2 separate regions of the Homo sapiens genome follow, and region 2 is linked to region 1. The links are chromatin loops, found by intact Hi-C in ENCODE. Cell type or tissue: endothelial cell of umbilical vein. All regions are shown on one strand. Links, peaks and the distances in the headings refer to the core of each region. The heading gives the core; the rest is flanking DNA.

Region 1 (6,859 bases), core at 1,647-5,646:
GAATACCGTGAGGTAGACTGGCATGGTCACGCTTCCATGGTCACGCTTCCAGAAGCCACTTCTCAGCAATGTCTCTGGAAGATGATTCCTCTGAAAACAGTTGAGAGTCTTCTGTACTCACGACTGCCTTTTGAGCTTGATCATTTGCCTATAGAAATATCTTCCATTTCTACAGTATCTTGCTGTTTCCAAAGCACTCTTGTAGCTCACTCATTTTCATTTTCATAACAACTCAGTAAGGTACACTGGCGGAAACTGGTTTCACAGATTTGGAAGCTCAAAGAAATTCAGTGATTTGCCTGAGGCCACACAAGTGATAGGGGCAGAGCTGGGACTAGAAGTCAGGATTCCTGACTCCCCACAACTGCATTTTCCATGGATAGAGACCCCAGGGGGGGAAAAGGCTTACAGAGCAGCAAAAAAATGCACCCAGTACAGGAGGCAAATTTACTTTTATGAAACTTCCAACATTTACAGTTTCTAATTCTAGATTTACATGCAATGAATACATCCTCTAGCTGTCTTCTATCTTCCTTACTCAGGACCCAAGCTTTCTGCAATAACTATTTGAAAACCAGTTTTACGATTTTGACTCTGAAGGAAGATTACTCGTCTTCTTGTAGGTTCTAGTCTACCCTTTCATTGCTTGGCCAGAAGATTCTATCAGAACAAAAGTTATGGTCATTTCAGCAGATGCTGGGAATAAATCCCTTCAGCATTCTGATTAGTTACAATGGGTAATAAGAGAACTGTGCAGACCAAAAACTCCAAGTACATGTTTCATGCATGTAAACCTACTCGTGATGGGTTTTGGCTGAAAGCTAAGCATTGATAACCTTGCCACCAAAGCTTAGAGTCGCTTGTTAGTATTCTGAGAGCTGGAGTACAGGCACAGATACAACTTGATCCTGTTAACGTCTCTCATTCCTAGGCCACAGATAAGTTTGTTGAATAGGAAGTTGAGAGAAAGCGATCTGGAGAGAGAATTGTATGCAAGTGGCTCAAGTGACCTGGCAATTTGGGAGTCCCTTGCAACCTTGCTATGACCTCCTACCTCTGTTTGCCCATCTATGGAATGGGTATGGTGGTTATATACCAAGGTTATTATTAGAAATGATAAATTTGAAAATGCCTTGGCATGTAACTTGTGCTATAATTATACCTCACTGCCACATGGAAAATAGGCATTTTTAGCTGAAATGTGTAATGAGGTTAGGCAGGGAACATCAGTTGGTGGCAGGAAGAGTGTTCCCAGAGACAAGAGGTTTGAGGAGAGGGGGCCAGATGCTCACTAAGGAGAACAGAGAGATCATCTATGAAGCGTCCTTGGGCATCACGATGGAATGTTCAAAACAAGCACAAAACAAACGTTTAGACGTCTGGCCTGAATTTAGAAACAAATAAGGGGCTTGGAGATGAGCCTCTGTCTTTTCACACTGCAGGCTCTGCACTCCAGCCCTGAGTACCAGTCGAACTCCAGAGGGGTGGACTGGAGAAGGAGGAAGGCCTGAGCAAGCCAGTGCCCACATGGGCTGCAGCTGCTGGGTTTCAAGGAGCTTTCTATCGGAGAGGCAGCAGAGGGGTTCTGAAAGAGCCAGACCCTGGAGCCAAGCTATCTGGGCTTGACCTTAGCTCTGCTATTCACTGGCTGTATGACCTTCAGCCAGTCCTCATCTCTCTGTGCCTCAATTTCATCAAGCTCAAAATGGGGGTAATAATAGTACCTGTCTCAGAGGTTGTCAGGAGGATAAAATAAGTAAATAGGACTGCAACATGTAGGAGAACACCAGACATCTATACACTTAAACACAGCAAGGCACTTCTCTGGCCTTGTGAATTTCAGCACATGGCAGAGAAGAAACAAGCTGGACTGGCTGAGGAAAGCTCACCTCCAGAGGACTGAGTGGGTTAACCATGAATTACATAGTCATTCCCAGAGAGGACGCATGGCGGGAGAGAAGCAGCAAGGATCGTAGCTGGATGGATACATGGCCTTGGCTGGACCAGGGGCTGGCGAGTATAGGGGCTTATGGAGGGCCGGGTTTTGCTCAGGTGGACCCTCTTGAAACTCCCGGTGGGCCTCCCTTCTACCCCCAGGAAAGCTGGAATCTTGGGGGCTTCTGTGTCCCCAAAAGCGGATTCCAGTGGCCAGCATCTTGGAAATTTTTGTGCACTTATTTCACTTGTATCAGTCTTTTCTAGGGTCATTTACTGATATTATACTTTCTCTGCTCTGGAGTCATTCCCCTGCAAAATCATTCCCCTGTTATCTGTCTGCCTCAACACGGGAAAAATCCCTGTCATCTGGAACCCTTGCTTCCTGCCCGCCGTCCTGCCTCACTGCAGTGTGTGGGCAGATCTGCTCTCTGCTGCACACGTCTTCAGAAAGACTGAATTTCGGGCTTTCAGAGCAAGCGTCTTTGAATCCACTGGTGAAAGGAGACAGCAGTCATCTGCTGGTTGATGTTTGCCAAAATGTGGCCTTAGACTGGGATGAAGTGATGGCTCCTGGCACGGAAGCTGGTTCCCCCTGGGTGTACACCCAGCCTGAACAGCTCCTTTAAAACCAGAAGCAATTTGTCATCTTTTGATTCTCTTCCAGCACTGTCCCTGTCACAGGTAGATAAATGAGGCAGCATATGGGTGTCCAAACACAGGATCGTCTAATCCCAGCGGTTTCCCTTGGAGCCGTCACTTCTCGAGGGTGGAGAGCACAGTGGGGTGGTCCCTGGCTTCGGGGTTGTAACCATAAGCATATTTTTTCATCACATGTCCCATTTATATGCATGAAATGCTTTCTCAGAATCTCCCAGCTTCTGTGTCATTGATAGGTGCATTTCTCATTTCAAAATTCCGAAATGAATCATACGTTTGTGAGCTCAACATCTCATGTCTGTAGTTCCACAGAATGCTACTAATCAAATCAATGTCTCGGCACAAACCAACAAGCATCCCTGACTTAAAAACAGATGGAAGTTGAACTTTTTGTGCTAAAAAGACTTGATTACAGAAAGTCAGTGGGAAAGGTGCATACATTTCAGTTTCCTTCACGTTGCACGCACTGTAAGTGGCTTGAGAGATACATTCAGAGTTTTTTACGCAGCCCACGTGGACTTTGAATTTGTTGCTTATATATCGATAAAGCCACCAGATTATGTCCAAGGATGCAATAGGCAGAAGAGGGCTCCTGATCTAGTTGCCAAAACATGGTTGACCTGCGATTCCTTTGTAAATGAAGGATAAGCCTGTGTGGCGAATGAGCTCAGCCCCTCGGCACACCTCCTGCCTATGCCAAAGGGTTGAGTGTGTTTCTGGTCTAGCCAGACAGTTTTGATTTCTTCTGTGGCCATAGGTCACATTCTTCATCCCCACAGCTGCCAGATTAACTAGACATCCTTGGTCACAAGGGCCCAGGCTTGACTGGATCAGTTCAAGTTCATCCCAGATACAGGAAAGTCATCTACTCTGATAGTATTACAGTGAGTCCATAAGCATCTTTGAGACACCTTGAGAAAGGAGGAAATGTGGAGCATCGTCTCCAAGCAGGATCTGTTGAGCATGGATCGGATTCTTACACAGGCTACTAATGCTGGTGACCATAAGAAGTTTATAGCCAGCTCTTCATTATCTATGGTATTGAAGGAGAAATCTAGCATGAACTTTAAAATTTCAAAATAAATCCCACAGTTTAAGCTTTAGCCGGGGATTTCATACTGGAAACCTTTTAGGGGAGAGTAGTATTTCCTTTTATGTTTTCCCAATTAGTAGTTTAATGAGCAGCAAGATGACCCAAGGGGGATGAGAGACAGCACAGGAGGATCATTTGCCTGGGGTTAAGAGATGAGTCTGGGTTCCTGTTTCTGCCTCTTTCAGACTCTGTTCATCTGCAGACTGTATGTGTTTGCTACATCTGCTTTGTAGGATCAGCATCTACTTTGTAGGATCAGGGAAGGATCAAATGAGTTAATGAATACAGATATCCCAAGCCCAGCACACAATACAAATGAGCTGTTATGACTTATTTAGAGGGTTTTTTTTTTTTTTCTGACCCAGGCTGGAGTGCAGTGGCGCCACCTCTGGTCACTGCAACGTCCACCTCCTGAGTTTAAGCAATTCTCCTGCCTCAGCCTCCTGAGTAGCTGGGATTACAGGCATGCCCCACCATGCCTGGCTAATGTTTGTATTTTTAGTAGAGACGGGGTTTCACCATGTTGGCCAGGCTCGTCTCGAACTCCTGACCTCAAGTGATCACCTGCCTCAGCCTCCCAAAGTGCTGGGATTACAGGTGTGAGCCACCACGCCCGGCCTAGACTTATTTTAAGAGAGGTGGCAAGAACTCCTACTTCAAGGAAGATGGTAACACTGAATAGTTTGTTCATTAAGACAGACAGATGCCTAAGTGAATCTTTGAAATAATCCTGCATTTCATTCATGGTGGAATCTCATAATCTTTTTTTTTTTAAGCCTAAAAGCCTGAGCCAGCTGTACATGATATATTAAACCCACACATTTACTTACTTTAGAAAGGTTACTATTTTGAGAGTATGATCGTTCCTGGAAAAAAAAATTTTGATGTGCCTCCTGTCCATTGAAAAGTTACATATAAAGAATAATTTCCATTCCTTGGATTATGTCTTCAGATTCCTGCATTCTTTTCAAGCTTTGTAATAAAGCAAGGGAAGAGAGTATTGTGAACTCCTTGAGGAAGACATTCCCTCTCATTCCTCCACATTGCCCCAGAGTTCACCATGTCTGACAAATAGTGGGTATTCAGTCAATAGCTTATGACTGAATGAATGATTTAGATGTTTAATCCTTTAAGTCAGTGATACGCAACTTGTAGTCATGTGTCAGAATCCCCTGGAGGGCTTGTTAAAATCAACTGCGGCTCCCCCATCCCAAGTTTCTGATTCAGTAGATCTGGGTTGGGGCCCCAGAATGTGCATTTCTAGCAGGTCCCCAGATGACGCTGATGCTGTTGGCCCTGGGACTATACTTTGAGAACCACTGCTTTGGGGTCCACTCCACTGCTTAGGTCCATTGTGGTTTTTTTTTTTTCTTTAAGCTTTGCCAAGCCTTCTAGAAAATTGACATCTATCTCTGTCTGATTTTGCTCCGTTAAACTGAGATTGATTTTGTAAAAATTACTAGGATTTGACCAGATGGAAAAGCTACCTGGATTTTTTTGTTTTTAGTTAAAAACTACAGCCGGGCACCATGGCTCATGCCTGTAATCTCAGCAATTTGGAAGGCTGAGGCGGGTGGATCACCTGAGGTCAGGAGTTCAAGACCAGCCTGGCCAACATGGTGAAACCCCATCTCTACTAAAAATATAAAAATTAGCTGGGCATGGTGGCGGGCACCTGTAATCCCAGCTCCTTGGGAGGCTAGGGCAGGAGAATCACTTGAACCCGAGAGGCGGAGGTTGCAGTGAACCGAGAACACGCCATTGCATTCCAACCTGGGTGACAGAGCAAGACTCCATCTCAAAAAAAGCAAACAAACAACAACAACAAAAAAAAAACTACATTTTGCCCCATGTATAATTATGAAGGAAGTGACTATCAGATTGCCACCTCCTGCATGGGTGTCTATGCTAGCAGGACACAGCTGGTTGGGGTGAAGTATAGCGGCCCACCTTGCAGCATTTAAGCCAGATTGCATCTTCATCCAGTTTTGGAATTCCCACCTAGTGTCAAATGCACTTAATGGCAAAGCTGAAATGAGACATGACCTTTTGCAGAAATTGCAGATGAGCAAAAAGGGCACAGGAGATGAGCATATGATACAAAGGGGAACATGATGTTTGCAAAGTCTTCTCATGCTGGCTGTGGGCCTGGCTGAAGTTATTATGCCCCCAGGTTTAAAAACAAGAGGCAGCCTCATGGCCTGAGGAAGACTGCCCTCTGCAAAAAAGTCATTCTCCTAATGCCAGATGTCACTCTGGATGGCAGGCAAGAGTGGAATTGCAAACCCAGGTCCTGGGGAGCTCCTCCCTCCTCCATTCCCCCTTCTTGGGAAAGAGTCCTTGAGACTGTGAGGACTGAGTGGACACAGAGGGATGGGTCAGTGGAGGGGGCAACAGGGATACCAGACATCCTCAAGAGAGAAGAGATGAAAATAGAACCTAAGAAGGGAATTGAAGGGGAGGAGAAGACGAGAGCCTTACCCTAAAGTAGGAAGAGTGTGTTAGTAACCTGTTGCCGCATAACAAATGACTCCAGCGTTAGCAGCTTAGAACAACAAATCTGTGTTGTCTTGCACAGTTTCTGTGGGCCAGGGATCTGGGAGTGGCTCAGCTGTGTGGTTCGGCTCAGAGTCTCTCATGAGGCTGCAGTCAAGCTTTCATCTGAAGGCTTAACTGGAGTTGGAGGACCCACTCCTAAGATGACTCCCTCACATGGCTGTTGGCTGGAGGCCTCAGTTCCTGGTGCTCAGTACCTTAGGCCTCCCCACAGCCCTGCTCACAGCATAGCAGTTGACTTCCCTGAGAGCCAACAACCCAAGAGAGGGAGGGAGAAAGTCAAAATGCCTTTTATGGCCTAGTCTCAGAAAGGACACGCTGTCACATCCACTCTATTCTGTTCATTAGAAATCAGTCTCTAAGTCCAGCCCACACACTGCAGGAAGGGAATTGGGCTCCACCTTTGGAAAGGAAGAGTGTCACCTCAGTGAGACTCTTGCCAGGCTCAGAAAAGCACAAGAATCATTGACAGGGCCTTTGGTGTAAAGATGAGGAGGGCTGCAGCCATTGGGGCCATAGGGATGCACCTGATTGGGCTGAAGAAAGGTGATTGGGTAGGGGAAGGGGCATTAGAAACTCTCCATGGGCTTGGAGCCTACCATCCTATAGGGGTTG
Region 2 (6,859 bases), core at 1,118-5,117, 120 kb before region 1:
ATAATTTATCATCTAAACCAGGACACTTTTGATTCTGAAAGGGGAAGCTATTAATAATTTTACTGGGACAAGTAGCATAATCCAGGACTTCCTAGGCAGACTCAGCTGTTTGGTCAGCTTACTTAGAATGAAAATTTTATATACTCTGTCTACAAAAACGACCCAGTGTTGGAGCTTTCAAGGGTAGGCCACAAATGTAGAGACTACCCTTTTATCAGTATGATTGGTTGTAGTTTTTAAACATGCCAACCAGATGGTTAAAGGATTTTGAAAAGTTCATTTTTCTCACCTAATTAGCTTGTTTGGATCGACAGAGCTCTAATTTTAGAGATTTGCTCTTGATAAAAAGTATTTCTCAAAGAAATATACCACTTAAGACCAGGCGCGGTGGCTCATGCCTGTAATCCCAGCACTTTGGAAGGCTGAGGGGGGCGGATCACCTGAGGTCGGGAGTTCGAGACCAGCCTGACCAACATAGAGAAACCCCCCTCTCCACTAAAAATACAAAATTAGCTGGGCGTGGTGGCACATGCCTGTAATCCCAGCTACCAGGGAGGCTGAGGCAGGAAAATCGCTTGAACCCGGGAGGCAGAGGTTGCAGTGAGCCGAGATTGCGCCATTACACTCCAGCCTGGGCAACAAGAGTGAAACTCCGTCTCAAAAAAAAAAAAAAAGAAAGAAAAAAAAAAAGAAATATACCCTGTGACTAAGAACACATTGTATTATTAGCTATACTATGTCACATTGCAGATTTTAATCTTGGAAACACTGTGCAACTCTTTTAAAGTCTTCTTGATTCCAAACTTCCTGAGACTCACCTGGTTTCCACTAAGGTCTTTATACAGGGAACTGTTATCTCTGTGACCTGAGGCTCTTACTTAAGATGGCCACTATTCACATCCTTCAGCCTTGGGTCACTCTGCCCACCAGCTATTTATATCCTCCCTGCCTTTCACAGCGGGGCTCAAGTTTCTCCTCTCTCCTGAGACTTTGCTGCCCACCACAGCCATCCGTGCTGCTCAGCCTCCTGTGACATTTCCTACCTGCACATCAGATCAGCATCTTCTCACAGGCTATCCTGTTTCCTAATTATTGATTGCACACAATCTCCCCCAAACTAAATAAGCTCCTCGTGAGAAGCAACTATTCTTAGTCTATACCACGTGGCACTTGGCACTGGGCCAGGCAAGGTAAGTCTGTCAACCTCTCTTATCCCGATTATAAAGTGGGGGTTGTAATTCCTTTGTATACTCCACCTCCAACACGAACTGGGGTAGTAACTAGGCATTATAAGAGATAATTTTTTAAATTAGCCAGATTCCCTGAATGCCAGGGTATTTGTGTAGGTGGAAAAATCAAAGCCTTCTCAACTGAAGCAAGGCCTTTTCCTCTTTAAAACACCGTGAAATGACACACACTACAGATTCAGAACAAACTTAGAAGAGAACAAATCTGTTGAAGAATAGTGTCCCATGTGTTAAAAAAAATGGCTGCGTAGGTACAAAGGATAAAAGCTTGGACAGGCTGTGTTAACATCTGCAATGCTATCACTCCCATCTTACAATATTTTACTTGTATTTTTATTCTCCCTGTAGAAGGCCAATATGGAGCTCATCCATTGATCAATTCCCCAACATTTGTGCCCACCTTCCTAAGAGTCCAGAACCTGCCATTACTTGGCATCGATTACAACCTAAGCAACGCATGTTGCTAAATCAATCATGGGTCAATCTATAATTGAAATAACATTCTTTGCACCTCCCTGCTGCCAAATTTATTAAACTAATACAAATGTCAATGTCTCTTTCTTCCAAGCCTAGCTTAGGATGACTTAAGCCCTAACTGAAGTGTGAACAACCAAAATTAGATACCGAGGCTCTTATATTTATTCCATGACCCAAGGCACTATGTTTCTCATATACAAAAGAAACCTTGGGAAATCTGCCAACTCAAATGTATTACTTGTAAATGGCATCACTCTGCAATACCAATGTATAACCACACATGTGGTTGGCAAGGGAGGGTGACTCCTTTTCCAGCAAAAAGTAAAATTCCCAGATGAACTGGTAACACATACAAAGGGACATCAATGACGCCATTCTTTCTGCTAGTCCATCTAGCACCTGAGTGAGCATCAGGAAAAGGCTCACCTGCTTCAAAAAACTACTTCCATCTGTTAGAAAATAGTCTTTATATTCCCAATTTTGTTAGAATAAGCTACTTTACTGCCATCTGCCAGAAAAATTATCATAATAAATCTCTGATGTCTGTGATTTGAACACTGACTCCTTAGAAGGGACACAATTGTGCAGTGTACAACCTACACAGCAGTGCTGGCCAGGTGTTTAATAACTTTGGAATATAGTAAACCAGTAGGGGGGAGCCATGCTTTATTTTACTTCCTCTCTGAGCCTCAGTTTCATCATCCATACATTGGCAATAATAAGAGCTATCTAGTATCTGATCAGGCTTCCTATTGGAGTAGGAAAGCAATGGTTTGTGAAAGATTAAGACAATAAAAGACCACATTACTTGATTATTACATAATAACTATACCCATAAGACGGAGAACTCACATTCTCTTTGACTCTACAAATATCATTCATCCAATTACATAATTTAGGTCTTCACATATTGAAAGTGAAAAGACTTCATGTTTTTTGGTAGTGATGATGGGTCTCGCAGCCCCCACCATACTCTCTTACTAGATTTCTGATCGAAGAAGCCCATGATGGCAAGGTAGTTGGTGAGAGTTAGGCATTTATTATCCAGGAATGAAAAAGAAAAAAAAAAAGAAAACCTAAAATTAACTGGCCTACATCAGGGTTTCTCTCGATCTCATCACTATCATTTTGGACGTGATCAACCTTTGAGGTAGGGGCCGTCCTGTGCATTCCAGTGTAGGAAGTTTAACAGCATCCTTGGCTTCTACCCACTAGATATCAGTAGCACCTTCACCCCCCAGTCATGACAACCAAAAATGTCTCCAGACATTGCCAAATGTCCTCTGGGACGAGGGGGTGGCAAAACTGCCCACAGTAGAGAAACACTGGCCTACACAGAAATTCAAATTTATGGCCGTAGCATCATTCTTGGGAAACAGCAAGCTGGCCTCCCACCAAAGGAGACCTGGACTTTAAGTTCTACTATGGGTGTTCTGTGACCTTAAAGTTTCTAGCTTCTACTTCCTGTCATATAAATAAAACCCAGACTCTGGTCTCTCACTTCCAGGATTTCCTCCTTTGCAGGGTATTAAAAGGTAGGGCTGGGGGAAAGTGTTAAGGACAACATCACAGCTCAGGCATCCCCCTCTGCTCACTTGGTACTTGGCTGCCTGCCAGGTTCCCAGCATTGCCATCTTCTCTTGAATAATGGTGCTGTTACCACACAGGGCTGGCATGAAGCTGGATACTTGCAGCCTTCCTGTTGTGGCTCCTACAGCAGTATCAACTCATAATTTAGTTTCCCATAGCACAGCTATCGAAGGCTAGGTCATTTAATAAAAACTTGGGTAAAATAAAAGAAATGACAACACAGAAAACCTTACAACTGGGTACTGGATTTGAAGGATTCCAGAGTCACACCTTGGTCATTCCAGACAGGTCCTCTTTCCAGACGCTGCCTGGCCCAGCTCCCAGCCCACAGGGTCCACCTGCTTCTCTCCCACCACCCAGGGAGACCTTCAGTCCCTTCCCCTCTGGGAAGCCCAGGGGTTCCATGCCCTGTCTCAGGTCTGCTGTCTCCCTCTCCTCCAGCCTTCACTTTCCATGGCTCTACTTTCTCCCTTCTGGCCTGACGGACAGCTGGGAGCGTCCACATCATTCAAGAAAATTCCCAACCACCACCCACAGAGGTTGGCCTTTTTAGAAACTTAGAAGACAATATCTCTCAATAATTCAGTTCCCCAAGTCTGAGATATTTGTCTTGGAAAATCATCTCAGGGGAAGCTTCACCAAGAGCCGAGGTGGCTGTAGTCGCTGGGCCCATCTTTACAGCATCCTGTGGGCATGAGGTGAGGCTCTGTTTCCTATGATCTTCTAGACATGGCAAATGTTGAACAATGTCATGTATAACACACTTCCCAGGAATTAAAAAAAATAATTTTTTGGCCGGGCGCGGTGGCTCACGCCTGTAATCCCAGCACTTTGGGAGGCCGAGGCGGGTGGATCATGAGGTCAGGAGATCGAGACCATCCTGGCTAACAAGGTGAAACCCCGTCTCTACTAAAAATACAAAAAATTAGCCGGGCGCGGTGGCGGGCGCCTGTAGTCCCAGCTACTCGGGAGGCTGAGGCAGGAGAATGGCGTGAACCCGGGAAGCGGAGCTTGCAGTGAGCTGAGATTGCGCCACTGCAGTCCGCAGTCCGGCCTGGGCGACAGAGTGAGACTCCGTCTCAAAAAAAAAAAAATAAAAATAATAATAATAATAATAATTTTTTAGAGATAGAATTTACTAAATCTATAATGAAAAAGATTTTTTGTAGACCACAAAGCATATTATTTAAAGAAGAGTAATTAATTGGTGCAGGAAAAGAAACAGTTCAAACAATGAACAGAAAAAGAGCTCAGAAACAGACCCAGGTGTTTGGAAAATAAGCATAAGAAAGATCTCTACAGAAAGGATAAACTATTCAATATATGGTTCTCAGGATAAATGGTAACTGTTTGGAAAAAGATTGAAAATTAACTTTTTACCTCACATCATTAACCAAAAGATCCAAGATCTGAATAAAAAACCAAACACCTATAAAGCATAAAGAGAAAATATAAGAAACTATTTTATGACCTTGAGGAAGTGAAGGTCTTCTTAAGCAAGACACAGAAAACAAAAGGCCTCAAGGAAAAGCCTGAAATGTCGACTATTTCCAAAGGGGAGAAAAAGCGTGTGTGGAAAAGATGCCATAAACAAGGTCAAAAGAAGAAAAGCAACAAGGTGGAAAATTACATTGTTTCCAAATAGAGAAAAGATCCAAATCGAGAATACATAGAGAATTCCTACAAATCAATAAGCAGCTCTAAATAATACCAATGACAAATCATCAAAGGATACTAACAGCAATTTACAGAGTACAAATACAATGAACATGAGAGGAAAATGCTCAAAAACACACCACAAATGAGGGAAATACAAATCAAATTTTTTTTACTCATAACATTTGCAAAATTTAAAAGGTTTGAAAATGTGGAGCATTAATTAAGGAAATGGGCACATCTCTGTACTGCTAGTGGAAGTATAAATTACTCAGCTACTTCAGAAGACAATCTGGCAGAACTATTAAAATTAAAAATGCACATACCCAGCAATTCTATTTCTGGGTAGTAATACTTCCTCACGTGCCCAGGAAACATACATAAAAATAAAGACGTTGACTACCTATTTTTCATAAAAACTAGAAACCTAAATGTCTATCAACTTAACAGATAAATATTTGGGAGGCCAAGGTGGGTGGATCATTTGAGGTCAGGAGTTCAAGGCCAGCCTGGCCAACATAGTGAAACCCCACTTCTGGTAAAAATACAAAAATTAGCCGGGCATGGTGGCAGATGCCTGTAATCCCAACTACTTGGGAGGCTGAAGCAGGAGAATCACTTGAACTCGGGAGGTGGAGGTTGCAGTGAGCCGAGACTGCGCCACTGCACTCCAGCCTGGGCAACAGAGCAAGACTCTGTCTCGAAAAATAAATAAATAAATAAATAAGAATAAAAATAACAGATAAATAGACCCTGGAACATTTTATGGAATACCATGAAGCAGTTTAAAAGAATGAGGTATTTCCACACATAATAACATTTAACAGCACGTGTGAAAGAAGAAAATTACAGAAAAATGTCCGTGAAGTGATACTATTCACATTAAAAAGAAAAAAAAAAAAGACAACGCACACAGCAATATCATCTACACCCATAATGACAGACATATACCGTAGGTAAATGTGTAGAAAATGGTATGAAAAATGCCTTTAGACCTGGGGGTACAGGAGTGACCACATTTGAAGGGGATATTTCTCCCTTATCTCTATTGTTTTACTATCTCATGAGGAGAACATGTTTATTCATGATGTATTAGTTTGTTTTCACACTGCTGATAAAGACATGCCCAAAACTGGGAACAAAAAGAGGCTTAGGCCGGGCATGGCGGCTCATGCCTGTAATTCCAGCACTTTGGGAGGCCAAGGTGGGTGGATCACCTGAGGTCAGGAGTTCAAGATCAGCCAGGCCAACGTGGTGAAACCCCATCTCTATTAAAAATACAAAAATTATCCAGGCGTGGTGGTGGATGCCTGTAATACCAGCTACTTGGGAGGCTGAGGCAGGAGAATCACTTGAACCTGCAAGGCGGAGGTTGCAGTGAGCCAAGATTGTGCCATTGCACTCCAGCTTGGGTGACAGAGCAAGACTCTGTCTCCAAAAAAAAAAAAAAAAAACCGGTTTAATTGGACTTACAGTTCCACATGGTTGGGGAGGTCTCAGAATCATAGTGGGAGGCAAAAGACACTTCTTACATGGCAGCGGCAAGAGAAAAATGAGGAAGAAGCAAAAGCGGAAACCCCTGATAAACCCATCAGATCTCGTGAGACTTATTTACTATCACGAGAACAGCATGGGAAAGACCAGCCCCCATGATCCAGTTAGCTCCCCCTGGGTCCCTCCCACAACACATGGGAATTCTGGGAGATACAATTCAAGTTGAGATTTGGGTGGGGACACAGCCAAACTATATCACATGATTTTCAAAATTCACTGTCAAGTTTCTTTTATGGAAGAAACAAATTTTTCAAAGAAAACAATAACAAGCAGAAATCACACTCTACTTAGTTTTAAGACAACTATTTACCTCATCATGCAAAGGCAGTTTTGTC

Evidence for each region. Peaks named below come from ENCODE experiments on the same cell type or tissue, not always from the same donor. Only the 100,000 strongest peaks of a DNase experiment are listed, where the experiment ranks them.
Region 2: a loop joins it to region 1, with 2.9 times the contacts of the local background. A loop is called at or near these places in 54 of 110 quality-filtered maps.

The regions. Positions count from the first base shown.
Region 1 is chr7:105,762,501-105,769,359 of GRCh38, reverse strand. The region is part of intron 3 of ATXN7L1 (ataxin 7 like 1); the gene reads left to right. Among named protein-coding and RNA genes, the nearest start is that of ATXN7L1, 110 kb to the left of the region's middle. RefSeq lists enhancers at 1-403, 2,508-2,567. In endothelial cell of umbilical vein, for the core only: a CTCF peak has its summit at 4,086; a DNase peak (open chromatin) is centred at 4,049.
Region 2 is chr7:105,882,074-105,888,932 of GRCh38, reverse strand. No RefSeq gene overlaps it. Among named protein-coding and RNA genes, the nearest start is that of ATXN7L1, 8.9 kb to the right of the region's middle. RefSeq lists silencers at 377-573, 3,998-4,181. In endothelial cell of umbilical vein, for the core only: no CTCF peak of the experiment used is centred there; a DNase peak (open chromatin) is centred at 3,342.